Regions from separate parts of the Homo sapiens genome. Here region 2 is linked to region 1. Evidence: chromatin contacts called from ENCODE Hi-C or POLR2A ChIA-PET data. All regions are on one chromosome and are shown on one strand. Each heading gives the region's core, a stretch centred on a gene start or an enhancer-like site at or near the end of the contact. The rest is flanking DNA. Distances are from core to core; before and after follow the strand shown. Region 1 holds the start of CYP46A1 (cytochrome P450 family 46 subfamily A member 1). Region 2 overlaps YY1-DT (YY1 divergent transcript).

What was found. Hi-C counts contacts between places; a loop is a spot of excess contacts on that map. ChIA-PET counts read pairs that join two places held with the same protein, here RNA polymerase II (POLR2A). Pooled maps may share reads with other maps.
Region 2: a map of tibial artery shows a loop between it and region 1 (4-fold over the local background). The contact joins the enhancer-like site here to the promoter of CYP46A1 in region 1. A Hi-C loop is called at or near these places in 4 of 168 maps with a recorded cell type or tissue (CD4-positive, alpha-beta T cell, CD8-positive, alpha-beta T cell, aorta and 1 more), 2 of 37 single-sample maps with no recorded cell type and 12 of 50 pooled maps. POLR2A ChIA-PET finds 5 or more read pairs at or near these places in 1 of 52 experiments (Caco-2).

What each region holds. Positions count from the first base shown.
Region 1 is chr14:99,682,418-99,687,032 of GRCh38, forward strand. CYP46A1 (cytochrome P450 family 46 subfamily A member 1) reads left to right here and starts at 1,881. Exons shown (of 15, transcript NM_006668.2): 1 at 1,881-2,119. The coding sequence starts at 2,001. RefSeq lists an enhancer at 376-445 and a silencer at 1,686-2,265.
Region 2 is chr14:100,212,208-100,216,822 of GRCh38, forward strand. All of the region lies in intron 1 of YY1-DT (YY1 divergent transcript), which reads right to left. Among named protein-coding and RNA genes, the nearest start is that of YY1-DT, 24 kb to the right of the region's middle. RefSeq lists enhancers at 1,536-2,036, 2,714-2,763 and a silencer at 1,774-2,493. Within about 2 kb of position 1,889, at least 36 of the 41 ENCODE cell types and tissues checked have a DNase peak (open chromatin) inside an H3K27ac peak, as active enhancers do; they include CD4-positive, alpha-beta T cell, CD8-positive, alpha-beta T cell and tibial artery, where a contact is called at or near this core.

The DNA of each region.
Region 1 (4,615 bases), core at 631-3,130:
GCCACTGCGCCCGGCCTCTAAAACTTTTAAATACATTTTCACTCCTGCTCTAAAACTTGCCTCTCACTCTGCCTTACGCCCCTCAGTCGAATTCTTTCTTCTGAGGAGGCAAGAACTGAGGCTGCTGCAGACCCATATGGATTTGCTGTTGCTAACAGTACCATTGTTCCAGGGGTCTGGAGAGACAAGGCAAGAGAAAGTCCTCTTCAGACAGTGCGATGCACTGTGTAATCTCAGGGAGCCGTTCCACAAACTGGATACTAAATGTGATGCCGTCACATTTCTTTTCTAGCTAACCACCCCAACCCACCTTCCAGTGCGCAGGAATCCACACCCTCCTTCTTGCAGCCTCATCCTCCCTCCAAATTGCCCTCAAGCCCCGGAGCTTTCACAGCCCACAGGGGACCTGGTGGCTCCGTTCCACACCTCACCCCAGCAGGGCCAGCCTGAGTTACCCTGTGGGCCTGCGGCTGCCTGTCACCGCCGCCACACGGGGGCGCCATAGCAAGCCAACATCCCCGAGTCCAACTGGGCGGCCGGGCCAGGCGCCGGGGGGATGGATGCTCTGCTGCCCACCTGTCCAGGCTGCGGTGGCCCCGAGGGCAGAAGTCCCGCCTCCTCCGTGCTGGGCACGGCTCTTAAGACTTGGCCGTCTCCGTCGCCCCTCAGCCCACACCCCTAACAGCCATGTCCCATGTCCCTAACTATACCTGGGAAGGCGGTACCAAGGTCCCCTTCGTTTTCCAACCCCCAACCTCTCCAGGACTGGCTCAAGCGTGGGGCAGGGGCATTGCCTCTTCTCAGAAACCCAGCAGCATCTACACTCCCTGGGCCTCTACCTCCAGCCCGGGGGACCTTTACCTGGGCTAGGAGTGGGCACACCTGGCCTTCCCCTGCCACGACTTTCACGCTGGGTGGTCCCTCGGGATAGGAATTGGGAACTAAAACGCCCAGAATTGGCCTCATCTTCATACGGGATGGGCAAGGAGACGCGGGTTACGACAGAGGGGGAAGCCCTGGTCATTATTTCGAAAATACCTTCTCCTCCGCTACCCCCGCCTCCCCGGCACATTTCCCGCTTTCCCTGGAGGGCGGACCCAGATTTTCATCCCTCCAACTCCAACTCCTTCGGGCCTGAGCCAGCGCCTCAGATGGGGCTTCGCCTGGTCTAGGAGGGTCCGCAGGCCCCCGAGTCTCTGGGAGAACAGCCTCCGGCCACGCCGTGCGCTCTCGGTCGCAGACACAGGCGTCCCTGGGTCCCGCAGGATCCTGCCACCAGCCCGCGGGCCCCGCTGGCGGACCACGGGCGCTAGGCGTGGACTGTCCGGGCGGAGGAGGCGCCCCGGGGCAACTGGAGAACAACTTTGGGGGTCTGGGGTTCCAAGGAGAAGTTTGGGAACAGTCGGCGTTATGCGGACTTTTGCAGGCTGGGATGGGGTTTCCGGGCAGGTTTGGGGGAAAAAGGAAGGGGCCTAAGACCGCGCGCGGAAAGATGCCGTTATTTGGAGGCGCCGAAGCGGGCGGAGCCAGCCAGCAGGACTTCGCGCCGCCGCCGGGCCAGAGCGCTGAGGATCGGCGTTGCCAGGGACAACGCGTTCTGGGCGGAGCTGCTGCTGGGGCGGACCTGAGTCTGAAGAGGTGGGGGCGGAGCCTGGGGGGCTGAGCCAGAAGCGGAGTTGTGATTGGTGAAGACCACATGCTCGGGGTGGGGCCTGGGCTGGGGCGGTGTGGAGGTTGGGGCGGAGCTCTGGGGGGCGGGGCGGGGCGGGGGAGGGCCCGGAGCGCCGGAGCCGGAGGCGGAGACGTGGTTGGCGGGGACTGTGCGCCCTGGGAGGGGTCGGAGTCGGCGGGGGCGGAGCCGAGCGGGCGGGGAGGGTGCTGGGTCGCGCCTGGCCTGGGGCCGAGGCGGCGCGCGGCGCTGACAGCTGAGTCGGCTCGCGGCCTCCCGGCCCCCTCGGCGCCCGGCCCGACCCTGGCCTGGCCTGCCCTGCCCCGGAGCCATGAGCCCCGGGCTGCTGCTGCTCGGCAGCGCCGTCCTGCTCGCCTTCGGCCTCTGCTGCACCTTCGTGCACCGCGCTCGCAGCCGCTACGAGCACATCCCCGGGCCGCCGCGGCCCAGGTGAGCGGGGCTGGGGGCGGGGCCTGGCTGGGGTGCTGGGACTGGGGGCCTGGGGACAGCGTCTAAGCCGGCGTCCAGGCCGGGGGTCCGGCCTCGCCTAGTGCGCGCGGCCGCTGGGAGTCGGCGGCCCCGAGAGGGGCGCTAACTATTCTTAGTAACAAATTACTCACAGCCGCAGCAGCTGCTGGGCGCCCACCGCGCACAGCTGGGCCCCACAAACGTGATGGCAGCCACAGCCCTTTCAGGTAGGCGCTATTGTTAACCCATCGTTCAGACGAGGAGACTGAGGCGCTCAGAGGCGAAGTCACCTGCCCAAGGTCACACGGTTGGTAAGCCTAGATTTAAGCCCAGGTCAGCCTGCCTCCAAAGTGGGCGCTGTTAACTTTGGGACTTGGACAGGGTCAGCCTGGATTGGAGCACGCTGTACTTCAGTCATGTTTCCTTTTGCTTGTATTTCTGTTCTGGGACACCCCATTTGTCTTCTCCTTAGTACTTACAATTGCATTCTTGGTCCCCACCCCCACGCAACTTACACCCCCCTCAACTTGCCAACCCCCCCCCACCCCCAGCTTAGCTTTGTGAAGCTTAAATTAAATGTGTCATTTCCCTGCTCCAAGGGCTTCCCATCACTTGACAACTAAATGCAGTTCTAAATTAAGTCGGCTGCATGGCCCGCGAGGCCCCTGCCGAGCACTCAGAACCCACTCTGCAGCTTGCTCTTTCCTCTTGCTTTCTCACTACTGCCCCCAGCCTTTCTTCTCCCAGCCTCCCCCTCCCCCCGCCCCCCCCGCAGCTTCCCTCCCCCCGGGTCCTTTTCTCAAGCCTGGGCCTGGCGGGCTTCTTCCTCTGCTTGTCTCAAACAGGCCTTGCCCAGCACCTTGTGTAAAGACCACCCAGCCCCAGACTTCTCAGGGGCCATCACCTCTGAGGTTACCTTCTTTCCACCTGTTGACTGTCTGTTCACCTGTTGACTGTCTCCCCCTCTAGAATGTGAGCCCCGGGAGGACAGGGACACTCTGTGTTCGCTTGTGTATCCCCAGTGCCTGGCGTGTTGCAGATCTCAATAAATATTTGTTGAATGAATGAATAAACAATTGTATTAGACACACTTTTTAAAATCTCAGGACATGAATATTCTGGAAGGCACCCATCTCCAGCACAAGCCAGATGTACTGGCGTTAGAAGCCTGAATCTCTGCTTGATGGGTTCAGGAAAGATCTCTGTGGCTGGTGACATAGGGAGGCACCTGTTCTCCCTGCTGGCTCTCTGCCCTTCTGGTGCTCTCTCTCTCTCTCCTTGCTTAGCTCCTCTGCCTTCTACTTTACCTGGATGCTTCTTCCCCCAGCCTTCCAGGTTTGGCTTCAATGCTAACTCCTCAGGGAGGTTCCTCCTGCTCCCCCAAAAATATTATGTTCATTTTATAAACCCTGAAATCACTGTAATTTTCCTTTACAGCATAATGTTAATTGGGCAATTATTTGTGCAAGTTTTTCCTAAGTGTCTCTTTTCCATGGGCCCCCTGTCTGTCTCAGTCACTGCTGCATCTCCGACATGTAGCAGCACATTGTACATGCATAGTAGACACTCTATGAATAGCAATTCAAGGTTGAATGGTGGAAATCTCCCGTGAGTTCCGTGGTGGACACTATCACCCTCTCAAGTTTTCAGAGAAGCCATCAGCACTTAGAATTGAATGAGTTTGGTGCTTGTTCTGATAAGTTTCATCGTTACTTGGTCTTCTCATAAACTCAAATGACCTGTTCTGGTCTCTGTGTCTTGAGAAAGCAGAATTTAAATCATCTTAAAAAAAATTGAAATGTAACTTGCATTCCACAAAATGTATTCTTTAGTGTATGATTCAGTGGTTTTTGGTACATTCACAGCACTGTGCAGCCATCGCCACCGATTTCAGAACTGTTTTGTCACCCCAGAAAGAAACCCCGTACCCATTAGCCATCACTCCTCATTTTCTCCCACCCCTCACAGCCCTGGCAACCATGAATCTGCTTTCTGTCTCTGTGGATTTGCCTGTTCTGGACATTTCATATAAATGGAATCATACAATATGTGGCCTTTTGTGTCTGGCTTCTTTCACTTAGTATAATGTTTCAAAAGTTCATTCATGTAGTAGCATGTATCCTTATTGCTTTCCTTCTTATGGCTAAATTCTTCCCAAATCTTATACCACAGAGTCTACATGTGACCTGAGTGTGTGGGGTGCGGAGGGAGCAGTGGGAGGAAGATGAATATAATCATGATTGGGCTATTTATTCTAAGGAGGTGAACTGAACAATGCATATATAAAAAGATTTTGGATTAAAAATTGGTTAGTGGTCAAATATAAAACTGCACTAAATGAAAGTTCTGGAAACTCTTCTAGCAGAAACCCGATGCCTTGACATTAAAAGCCTGGATCTTTAAACTATGATTGGCGATACTGTGGTTGACGAGAGATCTGTGTGTTGAGTCTCCAGTAGTAGCATTTGCCCCCGGGTA
Region 2 (4,615 bases), core at 639-3,138, 530 kb after region 1:
GCTTCTCAATCCCCTGCATCACCAAGTCTCCCTTGGCTGGGGTGACCACGGGTGCACAGGGTGAATGAAATCAGAAGTGTATTTGGTTTTTGTCTTAATGATGACTTAACCATTTTAAGAAGTGTTATCACTCAAAGTAGAGTTCCCTCCAGAGGGCATGGGCTTATTCTCACATGTGGCCAACTCTCCCATCACCTTGGCCTCTGCAGAGGCCCTTTGAGCTGATGTACCGGATAGCAGTGTGGCCAGGGCAGGCTGGATGGAATCCCTCATGCACCACTTGCCAGCTCCCAGACCAAGGGAGCCAGCCTTGACCTTTCCCAGGGCCAGGTTCCCCACTGGTGAAATGGGATCTTAGGACACGACCTGTGAGAAGGTATGCAAGACCCCCCTCAGGAGCCTGGTCGGAAGGGCTGGTGACACAGCCTTTGCTGTTGCCAGGGGAGGGTGCCCAAAGATGAGTCAGGCGGCTGCTGACTGCAAGATGCTTAGAAAACATGGTGGGCATGACCTTTTCCATCCATCCATCCATCCATCCATCCATCCATCCATCCATCCATCCAATAAACATGCGTTGAGCACCAGTATTGAAATGGGCCCTAGGGATGGAGCAGCCCCAGCCCAGGCCTTGCCTAGCTCAGCCCAGCAGGAGGCCAGGCCTGAACACAAACCCCTGAGATCAACACACAGGCTCTGTGTGGAGCTGGGAAGATACTAGACAGCAAGAGAAGAGAGGAAACCCCATGCTGGGGGTGGCATGGGGTAGGGTATTTTCAAGGAGACAGGAGGTTGGGGTGGCAGAGGGGGCAGGGGGATGGGAAGGCCCAGCAGAGGGAACAGCATGTGCAAAGGCCCAGAGTATGAAAACTGGCTCTGTGCTTCTCTTTAGGCAAACACCGGGGTCAGGGAGGCTCTTCCTCTCTGCCCCTCCCACTGAGCTCTTCACACCCCGTCACATGGGTGGGGGTTCTTAACCTGGGATCCACAGAGAGAGGGGAGGGGAAGGGAGGTCAGAGGATAGAAGCCAGGGGGCTTCTGAATTTGGGTTGAAGGAATGTATGCGATCTCATTTTCACCCACCTCTGATATTAAAATTCCCACAGTAGTAGGTGTTAGCTGTCCCTGTGACTTTGTCACCAAGAGAAACCCAGATATATTCATATCACATTTCAGCTGTTGCAGAAATCTCTAAATATCATTTATACTCACTGGTATTTCAAAATCATGGTGAATATTAGACTTGCAACTTTAGTCTTGTTATTTAATGTGTGAGTAAAATACATTATTACATGTGTGTTAAGAATTTTATTAACTGTTACTGTATTTCTTTTCTCTCTTTCCTTCTGCAAGTCTCACTCTGTCGCCTAGGCTGGAGTGAAGTGGCACCCATCTCGGCTCACTGCAGCCTTGACTTCCCAGGCTTAAGGGATCCTCCTGCCTCAGCTCCCGAGTAGCTGGGCCCTCAGATGTGCTCCACCACGCCCGGCTAATTAAAAAAAAAAGTTTTTGTAGAGACGGTCTCACTATGTTGGCCAGGCTGGTCTCCAACTCCTAGGCTCAAGCGATCCTCCCGCCTCGGCCTCCCAAATTGTTGGGAAAACCGGCGTGAGCCCCGCGACCAGCCAACTATTTACCATAGTAGCCTTCCTTCCTAATCTTGTTATTTTATTCATCTAAAAATATTTTGAGAGGGGCTTTGTAGGCTTCCCCAGGCTGCGTCAGGGTCGGGATCTAGAGCGAGGACCAGGCTGGGGCGAGGGCGCCGTGTTCTCAACTGCAGGGCCTGAAGCGGGGCGGGAGGGTAAGGGCGCACACTACCCAGGCAGGGACAGGGACCCCGCAGAGCCTGCCAAGGGGCAGCCACGCGGCCCACGGAGCCGGAGATGAGGGAGGAGCCTGGCCCGCGCCCGGCCCCCGCTCGGGTCGGTGTAGCCCAGCCCCAGCCTCCCAACTGCTGAGGATGAGAGCAGGGCCGCGGCCTTCGCCCGGCGCAGCGCCTGCGTTCCCGCCGCCCTTCCCAGTGCCGCGAGGAAGCTGCGGCAGGAAGAAGGGCGGAGGTGCCCCGGGCGCCTGAGACGCCCGGCAATGGCCCCGCTACTCTCGCCGCGCACACGCAAAGCCGCTTCCCAGGCAGTTGCGGCGTTCGGGGCCCGCTTCCTCTCGGGCCGGGCCTTCGCCGGCCGCCTGCCCGTACAGGTGTCCCCCGGCTCCGTGACTGCGACTCTCCCAGCGGAGAGGGTCTCCCAGGAAGCAGGGGCGAGGAGCCCTCGAAGGTCTCGGGCGGCAGCGGCTCTCGGCGCAGAGGGCGGAGGGTACGACCGCGACACAGGCGGGGCGGCAGCTAGCTCGCGAGGTGCACCCGGCACAGGCCCCGCCCCGCGCTTCCGGCTCTCAGGGCCCTCGTGCCCCGCCCCGCCCTCCTCCCCGGGGCCCCTCGTCCCCCGCGCCCGCCTAGCCCCGCCCCGGCTGTGCTGGATCCTCGACGCCCATCGCCAGGGGTGGAATCCCAGCCCCGCCTAACACAGGTGGAAAGAGGCGCAGAGAGGCCTAGTGACGAGCTGGGATCACAGGGAGTTGATGGCAGCGCCGGGAGAGCCCAGGCTCCGAACTCCCGGGCTGGGTTCTGCCCCTACAGCCCGAAAAGAAAGCAAGGGAGCCGGTGAGGGTGACACCCAGATAGGGGCGAGATGCACATTTCGTGTTCCCAAGGTGGTGTCTGTAGTAAGATAAGTGAAACTCGAGGCCCAAACGAGGACAGAGCTCAACACACATTCTATTTTTTCAAGAAGGCAGGGAGGCTCCGAGTCAACCTGCTGAGTCAAAATCCAGACCCCAAGCATTCCTAAGCCGGGCCAGCTTCAGCCTCAGTGCCCCACGCCTCGGTTTCCTTATCCGTAAATTAGCGTAGTGTGTAGCTTGTACTTACTCAGGTAGATAATTATACGCCTTTTTAAAGCGGAGAAGAGAAGAAATGCTCTCATCCATTAGCAGTGGGATTCTGGGTGATTAAAACTCGTTTTTCAGTGCTCACCTGTCGAGTGAAAGCTGTCTTATTTCCACTCACTGGAGAGCTCTGGAGACTGGAAGCTGTGAGTCTTGGTTACTGATGTATTCCAGCTCCATATGGTGCCTGGTGCTTCGTATGTTTTGTTGACCGAATAAGCAAGTAACTGGAAGCATATACCCATCCTCTCGGATCACTCACTTGGGTAGGGAGTGATTATAATTCTACCCCAGAGCGGTCTTGATCATACGTGGAAATTGGGAGCTATAGGAGACAGGGCCCTGCAGTTAAAGGGAAGGGCAGGCTTCCCGGAAGAAGTGGCCCTAGTGGCAGGAGGAGTCTGGATGGGCCACACGTGGGCGGAGGCTCCAGCACAGGAGGCCCAGGCGTGCCTCCAGTTCAGCAGGACACAGCAGAAGGGTAGGATAGGCAAGTGGTTTGGCCACAGGTGAGGGCCCTGAGTCTGACAGTAAATCTACATTTTATCAGGGGACAGTGGGGACCGGTGGAGAGAGCTGGGAACAGGAAGACTGGCTGGGGAGGAGGCCTGGGGCAGTGCTCCTTAGGGTGCCACTATGGTCCACCGGTGAGGTGGTCTGGTCTGGAAGGATGGGAGGTTCATGAAAGACCAAGTTAATCAGGAGTCGACCTTCCTGCAGAGCAAACTCCAGGCCCAGATGGCATCCTCCGTGAGTTTTAATATACATGTATGGAACAAAGAGTTCCGCTTTTATACAAACTCAGAACACAGAAAAAGAGGGGACTGCCCAACTGGTTCGGTGAGGCAATGATAACCTTGACACCAACACCTAATAAGGGAAATATGAAAAAGAAAAAGGACAGGGCAATCTCATTCATGAAAAATAGACACAAAAATCCTACACGAGTAACAAACTGAATCTGGCAGCTTCTAAAAAAGACAATACAACACAGTCAAGCCTGTTTCTCTCAGGAGCGCAGGGTCCGTCAGCATTGGAAAACTCAGCATCATCTATCACTTTAATGGAAAAAAGGAAAAGACATACCATCCTCTCTAGGCTCGTAGAGAAAACTAAAGATCCACTCATGAGAAAAACTCTTAGCAACCTAAGAATGGAAGGGACTTCCTTGCCCTGACAAAGGGTAGCTGTAAAACCCCATAACAAACATCGTAGATAGTGGAGGAACAATGATAGCTTTCCCTGTGAGAATGGAAACATGGCAACGATGCCCACTGTCACCACCTCCAGTAGGGTGCAAACTGTACGGGAAGTCCAGGCCAGGGAAGAAAGGCAAGGAAAAAGAAAAGGATATAAAGATCTGAAAGGAAAAAAACAAACTGTCATTATTTAGAGATGATATAAAAGCCAAAGAATCACAAGGTAAGTTACCATGAGAGTTTAGTGAGCTTGCTAGATATAAAAATCAATATACACAAACCCACTGCATTTTCATTTAAAAAATTTTTATTTATCTTTTGAGATGGGGTTTTGCTATGTTGCCCAGGCTGGAATGCAGCCTCCTGGGCCCAAGCAATACTCCCACCTCAGCCTTCTGAGTACCTGGGACTATAGGCACTCTCAGCTGCATTTTAAAATTCCAGCTGTAACAGTTAAAACATCCAGCAAGAAA